Regions from separate parts of the Homo sapiens genome. Here region 1 is linked to region 2. Evidence: chromatin loops called from intact Hi-C (ENCODE). Cell type or tissue: dorsolateral prefrontal cortex. All regions are shown on one strand. Each heading gives the region's core, and the rest is flanking DNA. Links, peaks and the distances in the headings are about the cores only.

Evidence for each region. Peaks named below come from ENCODE experiments on the same cell type or tissue, not always from the same donor. Only the 100,000 strongest peaks of a DNase experiment are listed, where the experiment ranks them.
Region 1: it touches region 2 in a loop (5-fold over the local background); 22 of 110 quality-filtered maps call a loop at or near these places.

Annotation. Positions count from the first base shown.
Region 1 is chr6:29,831,461-29,839,795 of GRCh38, reverse strand. It overlaps the pseudogene HCGVIII-2. Among named protein-coding and RNA genes, the nearest start is that of HLA-G, 7.8 kb to the right of the region's middle. In dorsolateral prefrontal cortex, for the core only: a CTCF peak has its summit at 4,786 (motif pointing right); a DNase peak (open chromatin) is centred at 4,795; H3K4me3 peaks cover 396 bases; H3K27me3 peaks cover 6,235 bases.
Region 2 is chr6:29,645,256-29,653,590 of GRCh38, reverse strand. No RefSeq gene overlaps it. Among named protein-coding and RNA genes, the nearest start is that of MOG, 7.7 kb to the left of the region's middle. RefSeq lists an enhancer at 4,399-5,019. In dorsolateral prefrontal cortex, for the core only: CTCF peaks have their summits at 1,782 (motif pointing left), 3,149, 3,348 (motif pointing left), 5,452 (motif pointing left) and 1 weaker place; a DNase peak (open chromatin) is centred at 3,410; H3K4me3 peaks cover 1,573 bases; H3K27ac peaks cover 3,246 bases.

The sequences.
Region 1 (8,335 bases), core at 149-8,148, 190 kb before region 2:
TGGTTTTGAACACCTGACCTCAAGTGATCCACCCACCTTGGCCTCCCAGAGTGGTTGTGGGTTATTTTGAAGTTGCTTTTTGAATGTATTATTATGAAAGTAGTTTTCCATGTCATAAAGTCTGCATAAAATTTACACACTTCTAGAAGCTGCATCCCATCTCAAACAAGGAGAAGTCACCAGGGTTCTTTTAGATCCATGTGCTTTCATCTTGTCTTTTGGTAAAGAATATTTTGACAAGCATGTTTGTACATGAAGATTCTTCTATGGTTGTGATTTTAAAAATTCATAGAACACTCAGGATGGACATGGTGGCTCATGCCTGTACTTCCAGCACTTTGGGAGGCTCAGGCTGGCAGATTGCTTGAGCCCCTGAGTTTGTGACCAGCCTAGGCAACATAGAGAAACCCTGTCTCTACAAAAAATTCAAAAGAATTAGCCGGGCTTGGTGGCACATGCCTGTAGTCCCAGCTACTTGGGTGTCTGAGGTGGGAGGGTTGCTTAAGCCTGGAAGATTCAGGCTGCAGTGAGCCATGAACAACACTGCACTCCAGCCAGCAAGCCCAATCTCAAAAAAATAAATTATAGACTACTCAAATTGTAAGTATTAAACCAGTGTCTGTGAGAGTTTTTCTGGAAGGGATGTGAGTGGGTGGACTGGTGGGGAAGATGCTCTCTCACTGTGGGCAGCCACAGTCCAATCACCTAGTGGCCCAGATAGAACAGAAAGGTAGATAGAAGTAAAATTTCTCTCTGTCTCTGTCTCTCTGTCTCTCTCTGTCTCTGTCTCTCTCTCTGGAACTGGGGCTGGGACACCCTTCTTCTCCTGCCTTGGACATCAAAACTCCAGGTTCGATGATCTTTGGACTCTGACTTTTGCACCAGTGAGCCCCTTTATCCTCCTGTTCTGTATTCTGGGTCCTCAGGGCTTTGACTTTGGACTGAGCCACGCTACTGGCTTTTCTAGTTCTCCAGCTTCCAGACAGTCTATCATGGGACTTCTCAGCCTCCATAATTGTGTGAGCCAATTAGCCCAATAAATCACCTATCTATCTGTCTGTCTATCTATCTATCTATCTATCTATCTATCTATCTATCTATCTATCATCATCTAACATCTATCTATCATCTATCATCTATCTATCTATTATCTATCTATCATCTATGTACCTATGCTATTGGTTCTTTCTTTCTTGGTAACCTTAATAAATCAACAGACAATAAACAAATAAAACCTGTCATAGTATCACTGATAATTGCCATTAAGAAAAATATGCTTGGGTTAGAAGATTGGTGGCGGTGGTGGGAATGGCAGGGGATAGATTTCAGAAGAGGTCACTGGACAAGACATTTCTGAACACTTGACCATGGGACATTTAAGCAGGGACCTTAATGGTGTGAGGAGTGAGCCATGTGGATCACTGGGCAGCACATGCATGTGGGAGTCACAGCAGGGGCAGGTGGTAGAGACAGGGTGGAGTAGACAAGAAACTGGTGTGAGTGGAGAAGAATGAGCTAGGCTGAGAGTAATGGGATGAGGCCAAAGTGGCCAGAGGGGACCCTGTGATAAGGAGTGCATAGGAAATGGTGGGAAACTGGGGTTTCCTTGTGCCTAAGAAGGGAAGGAGCTGGAGCGTTCATAGGATATGCCCTAATTCCCATTGGAAAGGCACGCTCTCTCTGTTGTGTGGGTGATGGACAGTGGGCATGAGAGTCAGCAGGCAGCCCAGCTGGAAGGCCCTTCCGGTTTTCTATCCTAGTGAGGATGGTTCTGGGGTGGAGGTGGCAGAGGAGTGAGAAGTGATTGGATTTGGTGTTGATATATATTTTTAAAATTGTGGTAAAACACACATACTATACGATTTACCTTCTAACAATTTTTTTCAGTGTACAATTCATTGGCATTAAGCACATTTACAATTGATGGTGGTTACACAAACACCAACATGCATTTTCAGAACATTTTCATCATCCCAACAGAGACTGTACCCATTAAATGACAGCTGCCCATTGTTCCTGCCTTCAGCCCCTGGTAACCTGTATTCTACTTTCTGTTTTTGTGAATTTGCTTATTCTAGGTGCCTCATATAAGTGAAATATCATATTTGCCTTTTTTTTGGCTTATTTTATTTAGCGTGTTTTCAAGGTTCCATCCAATCCAAATATTCTTCACTTTTAAGGCTGATTAATATTCCATGTGTATATGCACCACATTTTGTTTTTCCAATCATCCTCTGATGGACACTTGGGTTGCGTCCACCTTTTGGCTATTGGGAATAGCACTGCTATGAGCATGACTGTACAATTATCTGTGTGCATACCTGCTTTCAATTTTTGGGGGGTATACACCCAAAAGTGGAATTGTTGCTTCATATGGAAATTCTATGTTTACCTTCTTGAGAAAGCGTCATCCTGTTTCCATGATGGCTGCACTGTTGTTCACTCTCAGCAGCAGTGCACAAGCATTCCATTTTCTCCACATCCTCACCAACACCTGGACTAGTGAAGCTGAGCATATTTTCATGTCCTTATTGGAATTCCTTATTTTTATGTCCTTACTGTGTATCTTCTCTGGAGAATTGTCTATTCATGTCTTTTACCCATTTTTGAATGAGATTGTTTTGCTATTGTTAAGTTGTAGTTCTGTATGTAGTCTGGATATTAATTCTTTATCAGATATGTGATTGGCAAATATTTTATCTTATTCTATGCAGTTTCTTTTATTTTCACTTTTTTTTTTTTTTTTTTTTTTTTTTTTTTTTTTTTTTGAGACGGAGTCTCTCTCTGATGCCCCAGCTGGAGTGCAATGGTGCAATCTCAGCTCATTGCAACCTCTGCCTCCCAGGTTCAAGCGATTCTCCTGCCTCAGCCTCCCGAGTAGCTGGGATTACAGGTGCCCACCACTGCGCCCGGCTAATTTTTGTATTTTTAGTAGAGACAGGGTTTTGCCATGTTGGCCAGGCTGATTTCGAACTCCTGACCTCAGGTGATCCACCCACTTTGGCCTCCCAAAGTGCTGGGATTACAGGCGTGAGCCACTGCGCCTAGCCTCTTTTCACCTCTTAATAGCGTCCTTTGATGCAAAAAAGTTTTTACATTTTGATGAAGTCTTATTTGTCATTTTCCTTTTATTGCTTGTACTTTTGGTCACCAGCCAAGAAACCACTACCAATTCTAATGACCATAAGACTTTCCCTCAGTATTTTCTTTTAAGAGTTTTACAGGTTTAACTCTTAAGATTAGTTCTTTAAGGCATTCTGACTTAATTTTTGAAAAGGGTGTAATGGAAGGGCATAAATTTTGTCCAGCATCATTCTTTTGCATGTGGATATCCAGGTTTCCAGCACCATTTGTTGATGCACCATCTGTTGCAGTGGGGCTGACACATTTGTAAGATGCAATGAGCACGAATACATGGGAGCACCATGAATTTATTTACATGTCTTTACTTCACAGTTGTTTTGAGGAGGCTTTCACTGAGAAACCTAACAGAAATGAATACATATGACTTCCTATAAAATGAAATTTAAGTAAAATTATACTTTTTAAAATGTTAAGACTGGAGCAAGACTGGAACATCACCAGACAAACAGAAACATAGGCTGAAATGAAGGGTTTATGTTTATCTTGCTACAAATTCTGTTGGCCCACAATCTCTTATGCTTATTGCATAAGAGAGCCACAGAGTGGGGTGATAGCTCAAATAACCAGTCCCTGGTTTTCTGCTTCAGAAACAAGTTTAAATTCTCTGCTTAGACAAAGTAAAGAAAATAATTGAAAGATGTTGAATGTGAAGTTGGCATCTACAAAGTCAAAGAAGTGAGTAGTAAATGTAAACATCAGGAATCCAAGGAGATTCTATCTTTTTACACAGAAATGGCCTCACTATGCACTGCTGAAGGGAGAAGGTCCCTCCAGGAGAACTTCATGATGAGGAAAAACCCAATATGATGTAGGGGTTTTCTGCTGCAGCCCTAAATTGAATTGTCCTTCGCTCTAAATACAGGTCTCACAAAGTTTTATGTCTTCAATGATTTCACCTGGGCCGAGATTTTGTTTTGTTTTTGGTGTTGTTTGTTTTGAGCTGCTGCCTGGGGCTTAGAAAAGTGACTTGGATATTTTGCCAAAGTTGTATTTCTTTGATGGAATTCGAAATCCATGAACACTCTGCTTTCCTGCTGTATTCCCAGAGCGGGTTGAGTACCTTGCACTTCTTTTCAGCACTTCCCTAGAAGTGGTAGAAGATTTGGAGTTAGGGCCTCCCTCAATCTCTGCCCTTTCTTTAATTCAGAGGATCACAAACTGTTGGGGGAAGAGTGGTATCTTGGGCCCCCAGTTGATCGGATGAATATTAATATCCAATGTCCTGTAATGAAGTCATGTGTGCATGTAACATCACTTCTGCACGCAGTGTCATGGGAAAGTGGGTTCGCGGACCCCAGGTTAAAAGCCTAAGCACTAAATGCACAGAGCTAGAGCTCTAGGAGGGGCGGGATGGCTGGGGTGGAACGTCATCTTGTCCTTTAGTCCTGGGGCATTTTCACTCCTCACATGGTGGGTGCTGGGCATCTGGCAGGTACTGATGTTGATGGAGTCGAGGGAGGGTACTGGCCGGAACTGGGAAAAACAGGGTTGGGGAGATAATTAAGGTGAACATTATTTTTTCTGAGTGTAAGTCATGGCTTGAAATCTGGAGAGCCTGAAGGAGATCCCGCTACCTAAACCCGTTTTCCTTTTCCCTCAAGCCTCATTTGGCCACAGGCCCAGTGTCAACACCAGGGGGCGCCACAGACCATGAAGGCACCGCGCAGCTGGGATTGTTTGTGGTGGGCTCCTGGGTCCCTGACTTAACCAGGGAAGCCAAGACCCTGCAGCCAGGTGGCCTGGATTCAACCTTCAGCTCTGGTCCTACTGACACTTTTCTTCCTGGTGCCTCAGTTTCTTAATCTGTGAAATGGTGAGGACATTACAGCACTTACCTCTCGGGCGGGTTTCTCAACAGCAGCCCTATTAAGAATTTGAGACAGAGAATCCCTTGTGGTCTGTCCTGTGCATTGTGGGAGGTTTGCCAGCAGCACCCCACTCACCCCCTCCCACCAATCCCCACGTGACAACCGAAAATGTCCCAGGATTTTTAGGTCTCCCTTGGGTCTAGAGCTGCATTTAGTCAAGCATTTTCCCACCTGACATTTGAGCTCATCTCTGCTTTGGTCCACATAAGGCCACTTTAAAAAGATGTTGTTTCTTTAAAGATTCTAACCATCTTTTAAACAAATCTATTTTCTTCCTTTATTTCTGCATTCAGTTAATCCTTCCAAACCCTTGGTTTAGTATATCTCAAAATGTATCAACTCCAGTTCTAGTAATTAACATATGTGACTTGCATGATATCTGCTATGACCCCTAGTAGAGTTCTGATTCCTTTAGCACAGGGAATGTGTTCTCGATTCTGCTCTGGATGATGTAAATCAATTTATTTTACTTTACTTGTCTGGGATGTTGCTCCTCACCTGTAAAATGTAAATGTGGATATGGCTTGGATTACTAAGTGGTTTTATTTCTTCATTCACCTGACATTTGTTGTGTACCTGCTGCAAGTCAAATACATGGTATGATATTGTTTCCTTGTTCACACCACAGCAAATGAGAAAATGAGACATTATAGCCAGGTGTGGCGGCACAGGCTTCTCGTCCTAGCTACTCAGAAGGCTGAGGCAGGAGAATTGCTTCAGCCCAGGAGTTTGAGGTTACAGTAAGGTCTGATATCACCATTGCATTTCAACCTGGGCAACAGACCCTGTCTCTGAAAAAAAGGAAAAAGACACTGTGAGCTGTCTACATGTACTCTATGTCTCAGGAGACTCATGTGCTGTAATTTTTCTAAATGGCATCTCCATGTGGTCTTTCATGAATGTTTGTCTGGTATTTCTTTTCTATCTTTTTACTTTCAACTTTTCTGTACCTTCTACTGAAATTATGGCTTTTGTAAATAGCCTACGGTTATTTATTTATTTACTTATTTATTTTTATCCCTCTGCACTATTTGTCTTGTAATTGGAGTGTCTGAGTCCATTACGTTTAATGTCATTGTTGACCTCATTGGGTTTAAGTCTGTCCATTTTCATTTACTGCCTTCTAATATTATCTTTCTTGCTCAACTATTTTTCTTCTGTTGCCTTCTTTAGATGAATAAAAAACTTTGCATTATTGTGGTCTTCTCAGTAAGTGTTCTAGTTACAAATTCTCTTATTATTTCTTTAATTATCTGAGAAAGCACAATAATCTGTGACTTATTATAACCAACAGCAGACCATAACTTCCCTGACTTTCACCTACCTGTGCAGACAGCACAGGGGAGAATCAATGCTCTGGCTCTGAGACACAGGGGTGGTGGAAGTAGGATAGTGATTGGATGATGAATCTGTAGCTGCAGAGGCATCTGGGCCCCTCACCTTCATTCCTCGTAGATGTCACCTCCACTGGATGCCTGCAATGCCCTCTCCTCTGTATGCTCCTGCCAGAGTCTCCCCATCTCCATTGACAGCAGCTCCACCCTTCTGCTCACTCAGTCCAATACTGTGGGTGTCCTTGATTCTTCTTTCTCACACCACAGATAAATCCATTAGCAAGTGCTGTGAATTCATCCAGAATCCCATCACTTCCCACTATTTCCCCTGCTCACACCCCAGTCAAGGTAAGCGACGTCTCCATCCTGGAATACTGCACTCCTTTCCCACCGTTTTTCCCACTGCCTCACTAGTCCCCCACCTCTCAATTCTGTTCTCAGCACAGCAGCCAGAGAGAAGCTTTCAAAGGATAAGTCCTACCATGTCCCACTTTCCAAAACTGTCCTCTAACTCCCCATGTCATTCAGAGCAAAGGTCAACATCCTTCCCACACCCTCCAGGGCAACCTGCTCTGGGCACACCTCTGACTTCATTTCAGTTTCTCTCTGTTCAACACTTCTGGCCTCTTCCTCCTTCCAGGAACACAGACAATTTCCTGCCCTAGTGCATCTGCACTGAAGGTTTCCCTGCCTGAAAAGAACTTTCTGAGACATCCGTGTAGACAACTCCTCACATCCCTCAAATCTTTACTCCAAGGTCACATTTGCAACAAGGCCCATGCTGACCACCCAGCACAACAGCCACCTCCCTGTACCCACAGCCCACCCTCTGGATCACCTGCCACACAGCACTTGCCACCTTCTAACTCAAGCATTTTCTGTTCCTACTCTGCTTATACTATATCATCTGCCTGCAGAGGTGTCCAATCTTTTGGCTTCCCTGGGTCACATAGGAAGAAGAATTGTCTTGAGCCACACAAAAAATACACTAATGACAGCTGATGAGCAGAAAAAAATAGAAAAAAGAAAAAAAATGCATGGATAATTTTCATGATATCTGCCACTACAGATAAGCAAAAAAATCGTCACATTCTAAAGCTGTCCTGGGCCACATGCATCCCGAGAGCTGCAGGTTGGACAAGCTTGCATCTAGAATGTATACACGACAAGGCCAGAAATTTTTCTGTTTTTACTTTAACGATGTTTTCTAAATGCAAAAACAGTCAAATACCTAGCAGACAACAAATGCCACTTGAATGGATGATTACTGTAGTGCGCCCCCCTATTCTAAAGGCAATATCTTTATTAATGTAGACTCAGGCCAAATGTCATTTTGTAGCCGCTGTGGAACAATATTATCTCATGTGGATATAAATGCACCAGTGCTTTTCTCACCAGGGCTGCTTTTGTGTCCTCCCTCCCTCCCTCCTCCCACACCAATCCTCCTGCACACTGCAGCACACAACCATATTTGTCTCTTGAGGAAAGATAACCCAAGGCTTATGGCTCCAATTATCCAACCACATATGAATCTAAATTAGACTCTGCTTTACAAATCCATGAGTTTGGTTTGGAGCCAGCAATAGGATTACTACAACTCAGGGCAGGAAGAAGAGTAGGAGAGAGAGCAGAAGAGGAGTTCCAACAGAAAGTAAACTACAATGAAAAACTCTGGGACCTCTCCTCTCGGGAAGTTTCAGAATCTGCTTCCTTTAAGAAGGTTGGGGAAGCCAGGCATGGTGGCTCACACCTGTAATCCCAGCACTTTGGGAGGCAGAGGCGGGCAGATCACAAGGTCAGGAGATCAAGACCATCCTGGCTAACATGGTGAAATCCCGTCTTTACTAAAAATACAAAAAATTAGCTGGGTATTGTGGCATGTGCCTGTACTCCCAGTTACTAGGGAGGCTGAGACAGGAGAATTGCTTGAACCCGGGAGGTGGAGGTTGCAATGAGTTGAGATTGCACCACTGCACTCCAGCCTGAGTG
Region 2 (8,335 bases), core at 205-8,204:
ATCCCTCCCTCTCCCTTCTCCCACCTGTTTTACATAAATGGTAACAATTTATCTTGAAGCTCTTTCCTTATCAGTACCTAAAGAACATCCTTGTTATTTTTAAACAGCTTACAATATTTTATTGGATGAATATAATATAGTTATTTAAGTAGCATCCCAAGACATTTAGACTGTTTCAGTTTTTTAAATACCTATTTTTACTAGGATGAAGCAAAAATGTACTCAATTAATTTAAATCAATACATATTTAAAAGCAAGTGCTATGTGTCATACTTTATATTAGGCCCTGATTATAAAACTTTCAGCAAGGCAGACAAGATTCTTGCCTTTATGAGTTATATTCTAGTTGTATTGCAGTTATATTACAGTTATATGTTACCTAAAGGCACAAATTGATCAATGTCAGGCCATCATTTTCAACCTTTTTGCTCTTACATATAATTTGGCAATGAATATCAGTCTACTAAGGCCAGCTACATATTTTGAGGGGCAAAATGAAACTATGGAGCTCCTTGTTTAATAGCAGGAAAAGACCAGGTGCAGTGGCTCACGCCTGTAATCCCATCACTTTGGGAGGACCAGGTTGGAGGATCGCTCGGGCCCAGGGTCTCGAGTCCAGCCTTTACAACATAGTGAGACCCCATCTCTAGTTAAATAAATCTATTAAAAAATAATAAAATAGAAAATAAAAAGCAGAAAAAAAACCCAACCTTTTCCTTTTTTCTGTGGTTCCACTGTCAACCTATTATGTGGGGTTTTTTTCTTTTCTTTTTTTTTTTTTTTTTTGAGATGGAGTCTCGCTCTGTCGCCCAGGCTGGAGTGCAGTGGCGCAATCTCGGTTCACTGCAACCTCCGCCTCCCGGGTTCAAGCCATTCTCCTGTCTCAGCCTCCCAAGTAGCTGGGACTACAGGCGCTCGCCACCATGCCCAGATAATTTTTTTGTATTTTTAGTGGAGACGGGGTTTCACCGTGTTAGCCAGGATGGTCTCGATCGCCTGACCTCGTGATCCGCCTGCCTTGGCCTCCCATAATGGTGGGATTACAGGCGTGAGCCACCGCGCCCGGCCTTTTTTTTTTTAATTTAATGTCACACTCCAGGCACAGGAGTACCTAGGGGGAAGTGCAGATCTTCACAAGTGCCTAGGGCCATGCCTTCCATTTGGCAAGGGAGGTGTGTATGCCTGACCGCTCCCCTCCTTTCCACTGTTCCCAGGCCCCTGCTGGGAGCGAGCCTGCACAGAAGGTGGTGGAGCCGGCAGCTGAAAACCAGTCCTGGGGAGGCTGGGAGGCATGGGGAGCAGGACCTCGCTTGAGCCAGGCTCCAAAAGTCTCTAGCCCATGTTCTGCTTTCTCATCGGACTTCATTATAAGACACAAATTGAAAGATAAAATTATTAAGAATTTCAAGACAGGAACCACAGAGCTTTAGAACCCAAACACAGTATCCCTTCTAAGCATGGGGCCCTTGTGTGACTGCCCTGGTCACTCACCCATGAAGTTTACTCTGCTTTCTACACTGGTAGAATAGTTTGTTCAGAGAGCATGTTTTTTGGTAATTTCAATAAATATTGATAAATTGCCCTGCACAAAGTTGTATACTTCACTGTACCCTGGCTTTCTCCTTAGTGAGTGAGGGAATAATATCATCCACTTCATCAGGGTTATCATGAGAATGACATGAATGAGTCCCTGTGAACTGTGAATGGTACACAGTAACCACTCAGTAAATACAGTCATTAGCCCTTACATGCAGTGATTTTCTTCTGGAACTCCCTCTAGTGGCATAAATATAAAGAGGAATTCACGTTTTCTTTTCTACTTTTGTGGCCCTATTTCCCATAATATTTGTGTGTTTAAATTGGTCTAGATATTCCACTGAGGCTCAATGACCGATAGACTATAAAATGTCTAATTTACATCAATTTAGCCAGATGCTTCCTAGGTAGGTCGGAGAAATGAGAACACTGATCCGAATCAATGTGAGGCAGCTCCCAGCAAGTGAGCGCCTGTAGCATGTGTGAGCATGGGTGCTGTGGTGAATGCAGCCAGGGGCTGCTCTTTCATACTGCTTTATTTCTTTTTCTTTTCTTTCTTTTTTTTTTTTGAGACGGAGTTTCGCTCTTGTTGCCCAGGCTGGAGTGCAATGGCACGATCTTGGCTCACTGCAACCTCCACCTCCCGGGTTCAAGGGATTCTCCTGCCTCACCCTCCTTTGTAGCTGGGACTACAGGCACCCGCCACCACGCCCGGCTAATTTTTTGTATTTTAGTAGAGACGAGGTTTCACCATATTGGTCAGGATGGGCTCGATTTCCTGACCTCGTGATCCACCCGCCTCGTCCTCCCAAAGTGCTGGGATTGCAGGCATGAGCCACCGCGCCCGGCCATACTGGTTTATTTCTTTTTCTTTTTTTTTTTTTTTTTTGAGACAGAGTCTTGCTCTGTCGCCCAGTCTGGAGTGCAGTGACACGATCTCGGCTCACTGCAAGCTCCGCCTCCCGGGTTCACGCCATTCTCCTGCCTCAGCCTCCTGAGTAGCTGGGATTACAGGGGTGCGTCACCATGCCTGGCTAATTTTTTGTATTTTTTTAGTAGAGACGGGGTTTCACCGTATTAGCCAGGATGGTCTCGATCTCCTGACCTCGTGATCCGCCCGCCTCGGCCTCCCAAAGTGCTGGGATTACAGGCGTGAGCCACCGCGCCTGGCCTACTGGTTTATTTCTTTAAGTAACACATACAGTGTAGAAAAATTAGAAACGATATGGAAAAATGTAGAGAACAAAAAACTAATTATGTTCTACCAAAGGTTTAAATTTTATCTATCAACATTTTTTCCATTTTTGTGTATTCCCTATTGTTAGTCTGAGATTCACCAATATTTTTATCTTTCAAAAGGAAAAACATTCAGCTTCTTGTGAGTCAAGTGAGTCAGGCACTGAGGCTTGCCCCTCCCCCTCCCCCCTCACCAAATGGGAATGGGTTTGCGCTGATTTTAATCAAACTGCTATGGGTTGTCCTGCGTAAGAGGCTTTGGGCTGTTCTGTAGGTCCCCGTGGGGTAGAACAGTTGGGTGCAAGACTCTGAAGGCAGATTTCAGCTCAAAAGAAAGAATTTTCCCTCCTTCAGAGCTGTCCAACCGTGGTGGGAATGAGTGGGAACTACGGGAGTGAGCTTCCCATTCCTGGATTTTCCAGCCAACATAGAACTGGAGGTTAGGCCACATTATCCTAATATTTTTGCCTAGCTGTAGGATGATACAAGAATATACATTTTCCTTCCCCATCTTCTCCCGCTTTTCCTCGCCTTCTTTCCATTTCTTTGGCCCCTTCGCTTTTCGCCACCTAGCGGCAGAATCTTGCTAGGTAAGGACCAGGAAGCTCTCCCAATCTGACCCGCAACAGCTGACGTCACGACTTCGCCACCGAGAATTGGTTGCCAGCAGCCTTTGGGGGCGGAGAATAAGGCGCAGATTATAAATAGGTCAAAGAGAGGTGCCTGCGAGCCGCGCAGTGACACCCCGTTCCTAAGGGCAGAGCTTTTCTTGCCTTTCGCTTCAGACCCACTGCACTTGGTTACGTGCTTTTCCTCCGCTGTCCGCTTCGTTTATCTGCTTTAACCCAGCCTGGGCTAGGTAGGCCTGAAGCCTATAATGTTGCTTGGCTGTTGCTCAGGAGAAGAAAGGCCCAGGTGGCCAGTTTGGCAACTGGCACAGTCCCTGTGAGCACCCACCTGCTGATGGTCCTTCTGTCACTACGTAGTCGCTCCGACGCCAGGAAAGTGCGGTGGTGGCCATTTTGGAACTGGGCAACTTTCACTTCGCCAATCATCTTGGGGTCTGGCCACCACAGTACTTTTTTTTCATTATTATTCTGGCAGAGAACACGTTATGGAGGGATAATTATGTAGCCTAGAATTTCTAGAGTTGTTTCAGGACTCATAATATCCTCATTCCAGAATATGAGAATATAGAAGCTTGGAATACTCAGATGCAAATTCCAGCACCACCCTTTCCTAATTGATTGAGGAACACATCTGACTCTAGTCTACGGTCCTGTGGAAAGACCTGTGACCCTAGGCAAAGAGCTTAAAGAAATCTCTCTTTTTTTTTTTTTTTTTTTTGAGACGGAGTTTTGCTCTTGTTGCCCAGGCTGGAGTGCAGTGGCGCGATCTCGGCTCACCGCAACCTCCACCTCCTGGATTCAAGTGATTCTCCTGCCTCAGCCTTCCGAGTAGCTGGGATTACAGGCTATGCGCCACTATGCCCGGCTAATTTTGTATTTTTAGTAGAGATGGGGTTTCTCCATGTTGGTCAGGCTGGTCTCGAACTCCGACTTCAGGTGATCCACCCGCCTCAGCCTCCCAAAGTGCTGGGATTACAGGCGTGAGCCACTGCACCTGGCCATGAAGAAATATCAATTTATTTAACTGCAAAATGATAATTCTGTCACCTCGTGGTGCTGATGTGAGGATTAAATGAGACAAGGTACATAAAGTGCTTAGGCCTGTGTCTGGCTCCCCCAAAAAACATAACACCTCTTGTGCAGCACCTGTGCTTAGAATGTTAGCCAGTGAGGGCAGGACTTCGTCTTATTTTCCCTGTGCCCTCCTGGGCATTGAATAGTGAGGGATACATATTAGAATAAGTTTGCTGAAAGAATGAATGACAAAGAATCCCTGCCTGTAGGTCTTCAGCCTTTGTATTCTATTATCTTTTAGGCTGTAGGCTCACCCTCAGGCATCTTCTTGCCACTCTAACCCCTATAGGCTGATAATTACACCTTTACTTGCTCTAGGTCACAGCAATCTGTTAACTACGAGATTAGTATTTTTATTAGTATTTTTGACTTTTTTTTTTTTTTGAGACATGGTTTCACTCTTAGAGTGCAGTGGCGTGATCTCAGCTCACTGCAACCTCCGCCTCCCAGGTTCAAGCGATTCTCCTGCCTCAGCCTCCTGAGTAGCTGGGATTTCAGGCGCCCGCCACCACCCTCGGCTAATTTTTGTATTTTTTTTTAAGTAGACGGGGTTTCGTCGTGTTAGCCAGGATGATCTCGATCTCCTGACCTCGTGATCCGCTCGCCTCGGCCTCCCAAAGTGCGGGGATTACAGGCGTGAGCCACCGCGCCCGGCCTAATTTTTGTATTTTTAGTAGAGACAGGGTTTCACTGTGTTGGCCAGGCTTGTCTCCAACTCCTGACCTCGTGATCTGCCTGCCCGCCTAGGCCTCCCAAAGTGCTGGGATCACAAGCGTGAGCCACCGCGCCCGGCAGATAATTTACTTATTATTTCATACACCACCTGATATATTTTCACAGTGAGCATATGGCCTTTAAAATAATGATTTTTTTGTTGTTTAAGTTACAAACAAACCTGAAAAAATATTTGCTTTTTAGAAATGCTCAGTTTCTGAAGGGACCTAAGTTTGCCTTGTAACTGGTACCATCTAATGGTCAAACTGAGCTATTGCGCTGAGGTTGGATACAGGAAGCTAAGGGAAGACAGGGATGTGGGAAGTTCAACAGGGGTATGCTATGGAATAGGGTGATAGAACTTTGTGGATGACATACCAACATCACTTGCTGAAGTTGTGTAGAGCTTATTCTTACTGAAACAGTAATCCAGAAATTAACTCATATCTAATGACTTGGTGGTATAGCATACCAACACTTTTATGCCAGCCACTGGAGAAAAAGTGTGTTCCTATAGCATTTTCACATTCTGAAAACATTTGTCTATGATTGTATTTATTTCTCACAATAGTATGTGAGTTAAAGATATCAAATAGTTTTATTCTTATTTTACAGTTGATGAAATTGAGGCCAGACGGGTTGTGACAGGCTCAAGGTCAGTCAGAAAACCATTGTCAGAGCAAGACCAGACTGGCATTCTTTTTCAGGTGTTTCTGCTGCAATTGGGGGCAGAGATATGCAGGCTTAACTTTTATAAATATAAAAGATGCTTTATTGGGAAACGTGAAGTAGTGGTTCTCTGAGTTTTTTGTACCATTTCTTAGCCTTTTTGTTTTATGCAATTTTTTATTTGCCCCAACCTGAACTCTATGTTTGGAGAGGTGATTTTCAGCAACAAAGCTAAATTTATGTATAATTTATTTCTTTTTCTTTTATTAATCAAACGTGTTTTAACTTGTAACTTTTCTTCTAAAGTCAGCATCATGTGTATACATATGCAAATAATTCCACTCCAAGGTAAGGAAACTTTAAGGATATTTTAATTAGTGCTCACAACAAATATGTGTATCTGTTCTGATTTTTAAATAATAAAGATGGAGCATGACTTTCTTCTTCTCTTTCTGTATTCCAGTTTTAAAATCATTGGCTGGGTGCAGTGGCTCATGCCTGTAATCCCAGCACTCTTGGAGGCCAAGGCAGGCGGATCACTTGAGGAAAGGAATTTGAGATCAGCCTGGCCAACATGGCAAAACCCTGTTTCTATCAAAAATACAAAAAAGTAGCTGGGCATGGTGGCATGCACCTGTAGTCCCAGGTACTTGGGAGGCTGAGATGGAAGGACTGTTTGAGGCTGGTTGACACAGTGAGACTCCCATCTCAAAAAGAAAAAAAAATCACCATACCACATTGTAGGAGCTATGAAGGCTGACATCATGCTTAGCTCATGTGTGTGATCCCAAACTGCCCTATTCCATAAATATTTATTGACTAAATGAGAAAAAAATCTTACAACCAGGTAAGATTTCTTTTCTTTTCTTTTCTTTTTGAGACCGAGTCTTGCTCTCTTGCCCAGGCTGGAGTGCAGTGGCGCGATCTCTGCTCACTGCAAGCTCCGCCTCCCAGGTTCACGCCATTCTCCTGCCTCAGCCTCCCGAGTAGCTGGCACCCGCCACCATGCCCGGTTAATTTTTTCTTGTATATTTTGTAGAGACAGGGTTTCACCATGTTAGCCAGGATGGTCTTGATCTCCTGACCTCATGATCAGTCTGCCTCAGCCTCCCAAAGTGCTGGGATTACAGGCGTGAGCACCGCGCCCAGCCATAGCCAGATAAGTTTCTTTTGCACACCTGTACTACTTTTAATGGTAGTTATGGCAGGTCATATTAAATAACAATAATATTTTCTGGGCCAGGCATGGTGGCTCACCCCTGTAATCCCAGTACTTTAGGCAGGAGGGTCATTTGAGGTCCAGAGTTCAAAACCAGCCTGGCCAACATGGCGAAACCCTGTCTCTACTTCAAATACAAAAATTAGCCAGGCATGGTGGTGCATGCCTGAAATCCTAGCTACTGGGGAGGCTGAGGCAAAAGAATTGCTTGAACCCTGGAGGCAGATATTGCAGTGAGCTGAGATTGCACCGCTGCACTCCAACCTGGGTGATTTTATATATATATATATATGTAAATATATATATTTAGTTTTCTTATGAGCCCCTTAAGAATAATATCAATACACAGGCAGAAAAAAAGCATTCCAAGATCTTTTTTTTCTTTTCTTTTTTATTTGAGATGGTGTCTCACTCTGTCACCCAGGCTGGAGAGCAATGGCGCAAACTCAGCTTACTGCAACCTCTGCCTCTCCGGTTCAAGTGATTCTCCTGCCTCAGCCTCCTGAGTAGCTGGGATTACAGGTGTCCACCACCACACCTGGCTAATTTTAGTATTTTTAATAGAGACAGGGTTTCACTATGTTGGTCAGGCTGTTCTCGAACTCCTGACCTCGTGATCTGCCCACCTTAGCCTCCCAAAGTGCTGGGATTACAGGTGTGAGCCACCGCGCCTAGCCTTTTTTCTTTTCTTCTTCTTCTTCTTCTTCTTTTTTTTTTTTTGATAGAGATGGGGTTTTGCCATGTTAGCTTCAAACTCCTGGGCTCAAGCAATCTGCCTGCCTCAGCCTCCCAAAGTATTGGGATTACAGGTGTCAGCCACTGAACCAGGCCTAAAACTTTATTTTCTAAAGTTGAAATAACTTCAGGATATAATTTAGAGATATCATGACTCCTTGGGGTCCAGAGAAGAAAATCACTCAGGAGTTAAAATTAAGAGAAGGGTCAGGCACAGTTGTGAGTGCTGTAGTCCCAACTACTCAGGAGGCTGAGCAGGAAGAATTGGTTGAGGCCGGGAGTTCAAGAGCAGCCTGGGCAATAGAGTGAGACCTGTCTTTTAAAAAAGTAAAAATAGGTCAGGCGCGGTGGCTCACACCTGTAATCCCAGCACTTTGGGAGGCCGAGGTGGGCGGATCATCTGAGGTCAGGAGCTCAAGACCAGCCTGGGCAACATGACAAAACCCCATCTCTATTAAAAATACAAAAAATTAGCCATGTGTGGTGGCACACGCCTGCATTCCCAGCTACTCAGAAGGCTGAG